2 separate regions of the Homo sapiens genome follow, and region 2 is linked to region 1. The links are chromatin contacts, found by Hi-C or POLR2A ChIA-PET in ENCODE. All regions are on one chromosome and are shown on one strand. Each heading gives the region's core, a stretch centred on a gene start or an enhancer-like site at or near the end of the contact. The rest is flanking DNA. Distances are from core to core; before and after follow the strand shown.

Region 1 (5,681 bases), core at 1,390-3,889:
TTGTATAGCTCTGGGTACTAGAAAATTTTCTCCTATTTCTTTCTAAGTTTTATAGTTTTACATTTAAGTCTAGAATCCATTTTGACTTGATTTTTGTATAAGGTATGAAGTTTGGGTCCTGGATTTTCTCTCTTTTTTTTTTTTCCTATGGATGTCCAATTGCTCCAACATCATTTGTTGAAAAAGCACATTTCTTCCACTGAATTGCTTTTGATCCTTTGTCAAAAATTAGTTGGACAGATTTACGTGGGTCCATTCTATTTCTGGGTCTTTATTCTGTTCCGTTGATATGTGTCTATTTTTCTGCCAACACTGCACGGTTTTTGAAATTGTACCTTTACAGTAGGCTTCAAGTTTGGGTGGAGTGATTCCTCCCATTTTATTTTATATACACACACCTTTCCTCCCCAACCCCCAATCATTTGAAGGCATGTTAAATGCATCGTGGCTCTTTATTCCTAAATGCCTTCGTGTGTATTTTCTTTTTAAATTTTTTTTTATATTTTTCAATTTTTAATAAGAGAGACAAAAGGTTTCACCACATTGCCCAGGCTGGTCTTGAACTCCTGAGCTCAAGCCACCTGCCCACCTCAGCCTCCAAAAGTGCTGGGATTACAGGCGAAGCCACCGTGTGGGGCTTCAGTGTGTGTTTTCTTAAAATAGGGATATTTTCTTACATAATCGCAGTGTAGTTATTAATGTCAGCAAGTTTTTTATTGATAAACATTTTTCTCTAATCTGCTACATATATATATATATATATACACATTTTTGTAAAATTAACTCAGTAATGTGCTTTAGAGCCTTAAAAAACAAAAACAAAAAACTACAAAACAGTGTCCAGTCTAGAGTCAGGTGGTATTGTATTTAGCTGCAATGTCTCTTCTGTCACCTTTTTTTTTTTTTTTTTTTGAGATGGAGTCTTGGTCTGTCTCCCAGGCTGGAGTGCAATGGCGCAATCTTGGCTCACTGTAACCTCCGCCTCCCAGGTCCAAGTGATTCTCCTGCCTCAGCCTCCCGAGTAGCTGGGATTACAGGTGCACGCCACCATGCCCAGCTAATTTTTGTATTTTTAGTAGAGACGGGGTTTCGCCATGTTGGGTCTGGAACTCCTGACCTCAGGTGATTCATCTGCCTCGGCCTTCCAAAGTGCTGGGATTACAGGTGTGAGCCACTGCATCCAGCCCAGTCACCTTGAATCTAGAATATCTCCATAGCTTTTCTTCTTATTTTATGACATTGATACTTTTGAAGAATACAGCACTTCCCTGCTCCTTTTAATAGTGGATTCCTCATTTTGGGTTTATCTGATGTTTCCCCATGATTAGCTTCATGCTGTGCATGTTTGGCCAGAATACTCCATAGATGATGTGTCTTTCTCAGCATATCACATCTGCAGGCATTCGATTTTCACCTGTCTCCACTGGTGATTTTTTTTTTTTTTTTTTTTTTTTTTTTTTTAGATAACGTGACTCTGTCAGCCAGGCTGGAGTGCAGTGGCACCTTCTCGGCTCACTGCGGCCTCTAACTCGCTGGGCACAGGTGATTCTCCCACCTCAGCCTCCTGAGTAGCTGGGACTGAAGGTGTGTGCCACCATGCCTGGCTAATTTGTGTCTGTGTGTGTGTGTGTGTGTGTGTGTGTGTGTGTATGCATTTTTGGTAGAGACGGGTTTTTGCTTTGTTGTGCAGGCTGCTCTTGAACTCCTGGGCTCAAGTGATCCGACTGCCTCAGCCGCCTGAAGTGCTGGGACTACAGGCGTGAGACACCGTGTCCGATCTCCACTGGTGATTTTAATTTTGGTCACCGATAGAAGCTCTTGTCTGATATTATTTGGGCCTACAAAAATGGCAATTTCATAATTTGACCTAACATAAAACCTTTTTACTGAGGTTTTAGATATCTAACCTGTACTCTCTGACGCTCGGTTTCCCTATCTGTTGAGTTTGGAGATTGTTTCTGCCCCACGAGTATTACTGGAGGGGTTAAATAAGATGATGTATGTAAAATCTGCCACATAAAAAGCATTCTATAAATATTAGCTATTATTATTGCAGCCAGGTCGTGTTCAAGGGCATTGGTTTTGATCTTCCTCTCAGTCTCTCCCAATTCCAAGCAAAATCTCAACAGAGACCAGTGATGGCATGGGGATGGGGTGAGGGAGCCTCACTTCTGCCATCTCAGTTTCCTCATCTGGAAAATGGGAAACGCCTCCCACACCACGGGGTTGCAATGAGGTTTCATGAAATGTGTGTAAAAGTAACTGGACATAGAACAAGTTCTTAAAAAATCATGTGGGTGACTAGTAATCTCTTGTATTAGGAAAACAGGAATATCTGTCAGAACTAAAACCACGTTCTAACGTGATGTTTCATTTTGAGGCGGTAGCACGGTGTGAGTAAACATCGTCAGAGTCTAGGGCTCTGGAATTTCTTTAGCGCTGTGTGATTGTGGGCAGATGCCTTACCCTCTCGGAGTGTGGAGTGTATGGTTTGTAACAGGGAGATAAAACGGGTGAGAGCCCCCTAGGACTCCTGTGTTAATAAAGGGTGCTAACGGTGCCCCCCGAGTGAGCGGCGCGGGCCCGCGCGCACCCGCACGCCTCGGGCGCCAGGCGCCGCCGTGTGGGCGGAGCCGGGCAGCCTCCCCTGTCGGCGCCAGCCACGGCTCCCGGCCCCAAGCTCCGCCCCCGGCGCGCATCTCCCAGCAGCGGCCCGGCACCTGGCAGACGCGCGGCGGCGGCGGCGAGCGGTGGCGCTCGGCTCGGGCGACCGCGGCGGGGGAGGGCGCGGCGCACCGATGGGCGCCACTGAGAAGGGAGGCCAGAAGAGCCGGAAGCTGTTTTCCTTGCGGCGGCCGTGGAAGGCGACCCGGCGGCTGTGGAGGCCACGCTCAGCTCGCCAGGCGGCGCAGGGTGAGTGTGGGCGCGGCCGGTCGGGACCTGTTACCCTGAGGCAGGGGCGCAGCGGCGGCGGGGCCGTCCCCGGCGGTCTCTCGGGTCGCGTTCCCGGCCCTGGGAGCCTGGATGCCTAGGCGACGCCCGAACCCGACCCTCGGTCGCGGGTACCGGGACCGCTGGGGAAGCGCAGGGGCTGATGTCGGCACAGTCTCCTTTCCTCTAGCCCCTGCTCGTTGCTTTGGCTCTGGACACAGGGAAGCCACGGTGGCGCGGCGACACAGCCTCACTGAGGTTAGCTTGTCCCCGGCCCCCAGCACCTGGCCTGGCGCCTGCAATGCAGTGCCTACTGGGGGAATGAATCAGAACCCGAGGCTCCCTTCAAGGTCCTCCCGCCCTGTACCCACCTCCTCTCTACCTGCCTGCGGTGATTTCGAAGCTCTCGCCACGATAAACTATTTCCAAGCACACTCAGTCCTGTCCTCGCCAGGGCCTCAACTCACAGCCAATCACTGACTCACTCCATTCATTCATTCCACAATTTTTATCGAGCCCCTCCATCTGCCTTGGCCGGAGAACACGATGGGCAAAGCCCGGATCTTGGAACTACTTCTAGAGAGGAAGACAGACATTACACACGCAAAACAGAGAAAGCCCGGTACACATTGCTATGTGCGCTTAGAGGGAATCAGTCTGCTGACAGAGGAAAAAAGGCAGGTCCCCGAGCTTCCATGGCAGGCGGACTGGGAAGGCCTCTCCGAGGCATTGCAAGTCAGCGGAGACCCGAGGACTGACTAGGAGTTACTCTAGCGTGAAGCCGAGTAATAGAGAATAGCAAGTGGAAAGGTTCCCAGAGTGCCTGAATTGAGCAAGGGGAAAGAGAGGGATGCAGGGCCTGGATCGAGGTCTGGGCAGAACATGAAGAGGAGTTCGGATTTTATTCTACGTGAGCTGGGAAAACACTGAAGTGTGCTAAGCAGGGAAGTGACCTGATCTGGGGGCTCCCGGCTTTTCTCTGTCTGCAGTGTCCATGCTCGCATCTCAGCCTGCCGGATTCCTACCCTCCTGCCAAGACTAGCACAAATGCAGTCTCCTCGCTGAAATCTCTGTGGTTCCTGCCACCTGTAACCCCTCCTTTAGCATTTCGTCACCTGTAGAGCGTTTGTCACTGTTCATCTGGTATTAAAGATTCCACATTCTCATCCATTTCATCTTTGCATCCCCCACGAGGCTAAGTGCAGGGCTTGGTACTGTGTAGATACTGCTTATGAATGTGTCTTGTCTTGTCCTTTTTGTCTGTTTCCATCATCTGAGGATCCTTCCTCTGGGGGGTTGACATGCCTTATTTCTAAAATGGCCGACCGGATGCAGGGCAGAGCCAGATTGCACCAGGACCCTGCCATCGATATAGTCCCCCTCACCCACCCCCGGTGTTTTGAGGATTAAATAAATTAATGAATTAAACGAGTTAGTAGTTATAAAGTGTTAGCACCTATTAAGCATTATAAAAATAAATTTGAAAATGACCAGCAATAATTATCTTTCAAATATTTATTTATTGCATTGGAAACAAGCTTTTCTATTGGTGGTTGTTAGGGAGACTCTGCAGCTTGTCATTGTCATCTTGCCGGCTTTTAAGTATGTGTTCCTACTTTTTAAAAGTCAGTGCACCAACAAAATTCTTTCCATACTGTCATCAAGAACTATTGCTGAGGCCGGGCGCAGTGGCTCACCCCTGTAATCCCAGCACTTTGGGAGGCCAGGCGGACGGATCACTTAAGGTCAGGAGTTCGAGCCCAGCCTGGCCAAGGTGGTGAAACCCCGTCTCTACTAAAAATACAAAAATTAGCTGGGCGTGGTGGCATACACCTGTAGTTCCAGCTACCTGGGAGGCTGAGGCAGGAGAATCGCTTGAACCCAAGAGGCAGAGGCTGCAGTGAGCTGAGATTGCACCACTGCACTCCAGCCTGGGCCACAGAGTGAGATTCTGTCTCAGACAAACAAACAAAAAGAACTATTGCTGAAACTTAATAGGGCCGAAGGCTGACCACTTTTTATCATGAGCTTGAATGAGATCGATGATTGCAACAAGTATTCCTTGAGTGATAATTACATGCATAGTGTTATTCCAGATGTTGTGTGAATGCTTACAAAAGAGGAATAGATGAATATTGCCACTGTAGTAACTTGGATTAGAATAAGTGTTCTAGTTTTATAATTTTTATTTTAATTTTTAAAATCTTTAAAGTTCCGGGATACACATGTAGGATGTTCAGGTTTGTTACATAGGTAAAGGTGTGCCTTGGTGGTTTGCTGCACCTATCAGCCCATCACTTAGGTATTAAGCCCAGCATGCATTAGCTATTTTTCCTGATGCCCTCCCTCCCCTGCCCTCACCACCACGGGCCCCATTGTGTGTTGGTTCCCTCCCTGTGTCCTTGTGTTCTCATTGTTCAGCTCCCACTTATAAGTGAGAACAACTGGTGTTTGGTTTTCTGTTCCTGCATTAGTTTTATAATTTTTAAAACCAGATCTTTAGTGCCTATACAACCATCTCCGCTTCTGCGTTCCTGACCTAGCGTTTACTCACAGCTTCCCAGGGCTCATTGCCATCCCACACCTCTCTTTTCTTAGATAGGATCTTGGCTGCTCACTACATTCCTCTACTATCTATCTTCCCCTTCCCCCATAAGCCCTGGGGATAAAGCCATTATAATATCTAATGTTACATGATACTTGACATCTTATAGAATAGTTCAACTACAGGATTTTGTTTAGATCTTGAC
Region 2 (5,681 bases), core at 1,326-3,825, 270 kb before region 1:
CCCACACCAATGGTGACACAGATGGGCTCTTGAACACCTGCACCCTTAAAGATTCCTGTTGAGTAATAGAACACAGTATTGATTACAGAGAGCTGCTGAGAGAGCTGGAGCATGATGGAAATGATGATGGGCTGTCGGTAGCTGGATACTCTAAAGAGCTCCAGCACAGTGACTTGCTTTTCTTGTGCCATCCTTGCACTCTCATCTTTCATCTCCTGGATGTCTTGGGATACATCCTGGGTGCCCCACAACCACTGGAGGATCTCCTTAGCATTCTCCTCTTCTTTTCTGTTAATGAGCAAGAATCTGGGACTTTCAGGGCAAAAAGGAAGGGCTGCACTTTGTAGCATAGCAGGAGAGATGGGAAAGCCTAATAGCACAGGCCATAGGTCTTCAGACCCCAGGATGAATTCCAGATCAAAGATCTGGGCCACCAGAATTCCAACAACAATGCCCAGCTGGTTGAGAGTGCCAAAGACACCTTGCAGGCCAATAGGTGAGATGTCTCCGATGTACGTGGGCACAAAACCTGTGCAGAGTCTGCAGAAGAGGCCAATAACCAAGTAGGCCAGGATCAGTATTTCAACCAACTCAGCTACTTTACACAGTCCCATAAGGCAGCCACCAGTGGCAGCCAACAGGTTGACAGTAAGCATTGAATTACGCCTGTCAAAGCTGTTGACAAACAGTCCAACAGAAAAGGAGCTAATCATACAACCAATGGAGAATATGGCCATAGACAAGCACCAAAGGGACAAGCACAACATCTCAGAGGGAGGGGTATTTGCCTTGTCCTTCAAAGTGTTGATAAATTCCCTTATGATCATCTCAGGAGCATTGATGACCCCAGTGTTGTAGCCAAATTGGAAAGAGCCGATTGTAGCAATTGTGATGGCGAAGATCAGAGATGGGGTGACCTTCTATGTCCCCCATGGCCTCAATCTAATTGTTTTTTTTTTTTTTGGACAGAGTTTCACTCTTGTTGCTCAGCCTGGAGTGCAGTGGGGCGATCTCAGCTCACTGCAACCTCTGCCTCCCGGGTTCAGGCGATTCTCCTGCCTCAGCCTCCCAAATAGCTGGCATTATAGGTGTGCACAACCACACCCTGTTAATTTTTTGTATTTTTAGTAGAGATAGGGTTTCAAGATGTTAGCCAGGCTGGTCTCGAACTCCTGACTTCAGGTGACTCACCCACCTCGGCCTCCCAAAGTGCTGGGATTACAGGTGTGAGCCACTGTACCTGGCCCCTAATCTAATTCTTTTCAAGTCTTTAAGAAAGATCTAGGAGTGTGATTCCAGAGACACCTTTTTCAACCAATGAAACCTTCAAAATTTCCTTCTCGGCAGCAAGTTTTCTCCAGGTCCTCAGGAATGCTCTAAAACTCTCACCATTACAGCATCTCCTATTTTCTATCTTCTAAAGTTGTTGTGAAGATTAAGTTAAATAATAAGCTGGGTGCAGTGGCTCATGTCTGTAATCCCAGCACTTTGGAGGGCTGAGGCAAGAAGATCACTTGAGCCCAGGTGTTATTCAAGACCAGCCTGGGAAACAGAGAGAGACCGTCTCTACAAAAAAATGGTGTTGCATGCCTGTAGTCCCAGCTACTTGGGAGGCTGAGGTGGGAGGCTTGAGCCCAGGAGGTCAAGGCTGCAGTGAGCCATGATTGTGCCACTGCCCTCCAGCCTGGGTGACAGAGTGAGACACTGCCCAACAGCCACCCCCCACCCAAAAAAAAAATATAAAGCACTTAGTACAGTATCTGGCATATTGTAAGCTCTTTATAAAGTTGATTATTATTTTATTATTAGCAGGGACCAAGGCCTTAACGTTGTAAGATGCAGGGAAATAACAAAAGGAAAGAAAGGCTCCCTGTTGCTGAAGCAGCCATTGCCACAGTCAGGTGCACAAGGTCTAGCACAATTTGGCTCCCAGCCAATCTTACCCTACGGTTACCTGCACGCACTCCCTGAAAACTTCCTTAGTTCCTCAAGGTAGGCAGAATTCCTCCTTTAGTTTCCCAGAGTACTTTGCATGTACTTTTCTACTTTCCCTTATCACAATCCATTCTATTTTGCTTGCATATCTATTCACTCTACCCTACCTTATCCCAGGCTGTGAGTTTATGGACAGCAGGAACCAAGCAGTCATCCTTGTATTTGCAGCCATAGGCATTCTGTAAGTATTGGATGAGGATGGAAGGATAGATGGATAGACAGACAGATAAGGAACATGGGATAACTAGTGACTTGGTAAAGGATTAGGCCTGGGTACCCAGGAGACCAATTAAAACAGTCATTGCTTCACAAGCTTCTCTAAGGCTGGATCTGAACAGAAGTGCAAAGGGCATGACATTTGAAGAATTGTTTGCCTGGTGTGGATGGTTAGGCAATCTACATGTGCCTTCAAGGGAAAAGCATGGCTAGTTGGTGACTGCTGACAAAGTTGGTATCAGGCAGAACACCTTGGCAACCAGAAGCCAAGGCAGGATGATGCCTCTAAGTCTTCCTGCAGCCTGAAAAGTTAATAGATTAGTCAATTAGAAGCAAGTCCTTTGAAGTGTGGTCAGTTTCAGGCAGACTTGTGGACAATGACTATTCTCTCTGTGATTGTGTTCACTGTAAACAATGATGCAAGACCTAAAGATAGAAAGGGGATGTGAAATGTTGTTCTCACAGAAGATGGACTGTCTGGAGATAACATTTCCAAGTACCTAGAGTATAAAGTATTTTATAACATAGGGCAATATAGAGGGAGATGCTGTATCTTGACTTTTCAGAAACCATTCTTATTTTATTCATTTTGTTCAAAGCAATTGAAGATGATAATATTTATTGATTGATCACTTATTGTGTACCTCATACTTTTTAAGAAAGTGATATGCTAGAGTTGGCCTTCCCTGGCTCATGAGAGTCAATTATGTGTGTGTTTTCTCAAGCCGCATTAGAAGATTTTACACTGGCATCTTAAATTCGGCCATATCAGGAATATTTACACCATGGAAACTGGCAAACACTAAAAATCAGGGTTTTCAGTCCCATCCCTTCTGAGAGCTGCTTGTCAAATATTTACTGCACACTACTGATTTTACAATAAATGATCCTAATTAGCCCTTCCCATATTCCTACTTTACAGATGAGAAATTGAAGTTTAGAGATTAAATAATTCACTTATTACAAACTTTTTGGTGGCACAGGCAGGATTAAAATTCAGACCATCTGTCTCCAAAGTTCATTCATTTAACCATTTAATTATTTTAAGATTTCAAACTCTACTTAGGTCAGCAAAATGGCAGAGTAGGCAGCCCCAAGCTCCTGTCCCCCCCATAGAAACTCAAAAAACAAGCAGAATCTGTCAGAATTAACTTCTTCAGACTCTGGAAAAAAGTCAGAGGCTTACAGCCACCAAGTGGATGCTGAATTAAGAAAAATAAAAAATGGGCCAGTTGCAGTGGTGGCTCATGCCTGTAATCCCAGCATTTTGGGAGGTCAAGACAAGAGGATCTCTTGAGCCCAGGAGTTTCAGACTAGCCTGGGAAACACAGTGAGACCCTGCCTCTATAAAAAATAAAAAAATAAAAATCAGCCAGGCCTGGTGGTGCATGCCTGTAGTCCCAACTACTGGGGAGGCTGAAGTGGGAGGATCATTTGAGCCTGGGAAGTCAAGGCTGCAGTGAACTATGATCTTGACACTGCACTGAAGCCTGGGTGAAAGAGTGAGCCCCTAACTAAAATAAATAAAATTTAAAAATATATATATATGTATGTATGTGTATATATATATGTATGTGTATATATATGTATGTATGTATATATATATGTATATGTGTGTGTGTGTGTGTGTGTATATATATATATATATATATATATATAAAATACAGAGATAAGGCTGGGCATGGTGGCTCACGCCTGTAATCCCAGCACTTTGGGAGGCCAAGGTGGGTGGATCATGAGGTCAGGAGTTCAAGACCAGCCTGGCCAACATGGTCAAACCCCATCTCTACTAAAAATACAAAAATTTGCTGGGTGTGGTGGCACGTGCCTGTAATCCCAGCTACTCCGGAGGCTGAGGCAGGAGAATTGTTTGAACCTGGGAGGCAGAGGCTGCAGTGAGCCAAGATCATGCCACTGCACTCCAGCCTGGGCGACAAAGAGAGACTCCATCTCAAATAAATAAATAAATAAATAAATAAATAAATAAATAAATAAATAAAATAAACTCAAAAATGGTAGGAAAGTTTTGTGGCATTTTTATTTGCTGTTATTCCACACCTTACCTTGCAATGGTCCTGAAGACAGCAGCCCATACTGTCGGCATGGGAGTGGGGTCCCTGGTTCTAGAGGGAGCAAAGCAGACCTTATTTGCAAATTATTGTGTAGATCGGTTTTAACCTGTCTGTACGTGAAGGACTGGCACAAAATGCTCACCTCTGTTTGCCTAACTCTGAACTAACCCAGATTGGAAAAGCAGCAGGCATTGCTTGAATCATCATAAGGTAGAAGAACAAGGCCTGAGGCAAAAGGTCACAGTTGAGACATGCAATAAACCACCTAAGGCTTGGGCAAAAAATTTGAGAACAGAGTTTCTTTGGGAAGTTAGGACAATCAGAAGCACCTGTGAATGCAGGGAATTTAGCCAGCCATGCATGTGCCCAGGGCAAGATGCTTGCTCAGAAAAGACATGATTAAAAACTTCAGGTTTCATCACAGCTGATTCCTAAGCTCAGTGAAAGCCTGGCTAAGTGTTGAAGGAGGGCCCCAGTACACGCCCAATTGGCAAAAACTGAGAAAAGTATTTTTGTTTGTTTGTTTGTTTTGTTTTTTAGCTCTTGACATTCAGGTAAAATTCTGTCAAAGCACTCACTGAAGGCCAGGCGTGGTGGCTCACGCCTATAATCCCAGTACTTTGGGAGGCTGAGGCAGGCAGATCACTTGCGGTCAGGAGTTCGAGGCCAGCCCGGACAACATGGTGAAACCCCATCTCTACTAAAAATACAAAATTTAGCTGGGTGTGGTGGCATGTGCCTGCAATCTTAGCTACACAGGAGGCTGAGGCAGGAGAATTGCTTGAACCTGGGAGATTGCAGTGAGCTGACATCAGGCCAGTTCACTCCAGCCTGGGCAACAGAGCAAAAACTCTGTCTCAAAAACAAACAAACAAACAAAAAAACCCCACTCACTGAATACAAGCTAAGGGACAGAGACTTCAGCAACCACACATGACAAAGAAAAGTCTCTGCAAAAATAGGAAAAGTTACTAGAACAAGACTATTACAGGTCTCAACAATGAAAACAAAAACAACCACACACACAAAAAAATAAATAAAATAAAACAGTAAACCCCAAAGAAGGAGAAGAATCTTATTTTCAGAGTTGCCACAATATACTATTCAAAAGTCCAGTTTTCAAAAACAACAACAAAAAAAATCACAAGAAGGTACACAAAGAAACAGGAAAGTATACTTCAATAAAAGAAAATATGGGCCAGGCACGGTCGCTCACGCCTGTAATCCCAGCACTTTGGCAGGCAGAGGCAGGCGGATTGCCTGAGATCAGGAGTTCGAAATCAGCCTGGGCAACATGGTAAAACCCCATCTCTACTAAAATACAAAAAATTAGCCGGCAGTGGTAGCATGTGCCTGTAGTCCCAGCTACTTGGAGGCTGAGGCAGGAGAATTGCTTGA

The links. Hi-C counts contacts between places; a loop is a spot of excess contacts on that map. ChIA-PET counts read pairs that join two places held with the same protein, here RNA polymerase II (POLR2A). Pooled maps may share reads with other maps.
Region 2: a loop to region 1 is called in a pooled map, with 2.9 times the contacts of the local background. The contact joins two enhancer-like sites. A Hi-C loop is called at or near these places in 2 of 50 pooled maps. POLR2A ChIA-PET finds 5 or more read pairs at or near these places in 2 of 52 experiments (Caco-2 and activated T-cell).

Annotation. Positions count from the first base shown.
Region 1 is chr1:65,251,737-65,257,417 of GRCh38, forward strand. No RefSeq gene overlaps it. Among named protein-coding and RNA genes, the nearest start is that of DNAJC6-AS1, 55 kb to the right of the region's middle. RefSeq lists silencers at 2,354-2,853, 2,944-3,013. Within about 2 kb of position 2,640, at least 14 of the 41 ENCODE cell types and tissues checked have a DNase peak (open chromatin) inside an H3K27ac peak, as active enhancers do.
Region 2 is chr1:64,985,161-64,990,841 of GRCh38, forward strand. It overlaps LINC01359 (long intergenic non-protein coding RNA 1359), which reads right to left. Exons shown (of 7, transcript NR_119383.1): 4 at 4,275-4,334; 5 at 2,103-2,513. It also overlaps a transcript of JAK1 not described here and the pseudogene SLC2A3P2. Among named protein-coding and RNA genes, the nearest start is that of LINC01359, 14 kb to the right of the region's middle. Within about 2 kb of position 2,576, at least 3 of the 41 ENCODE cell types and tissues checked have a DNase peak (open chromatin) inside an H3K27ac peak, as active enhancers do.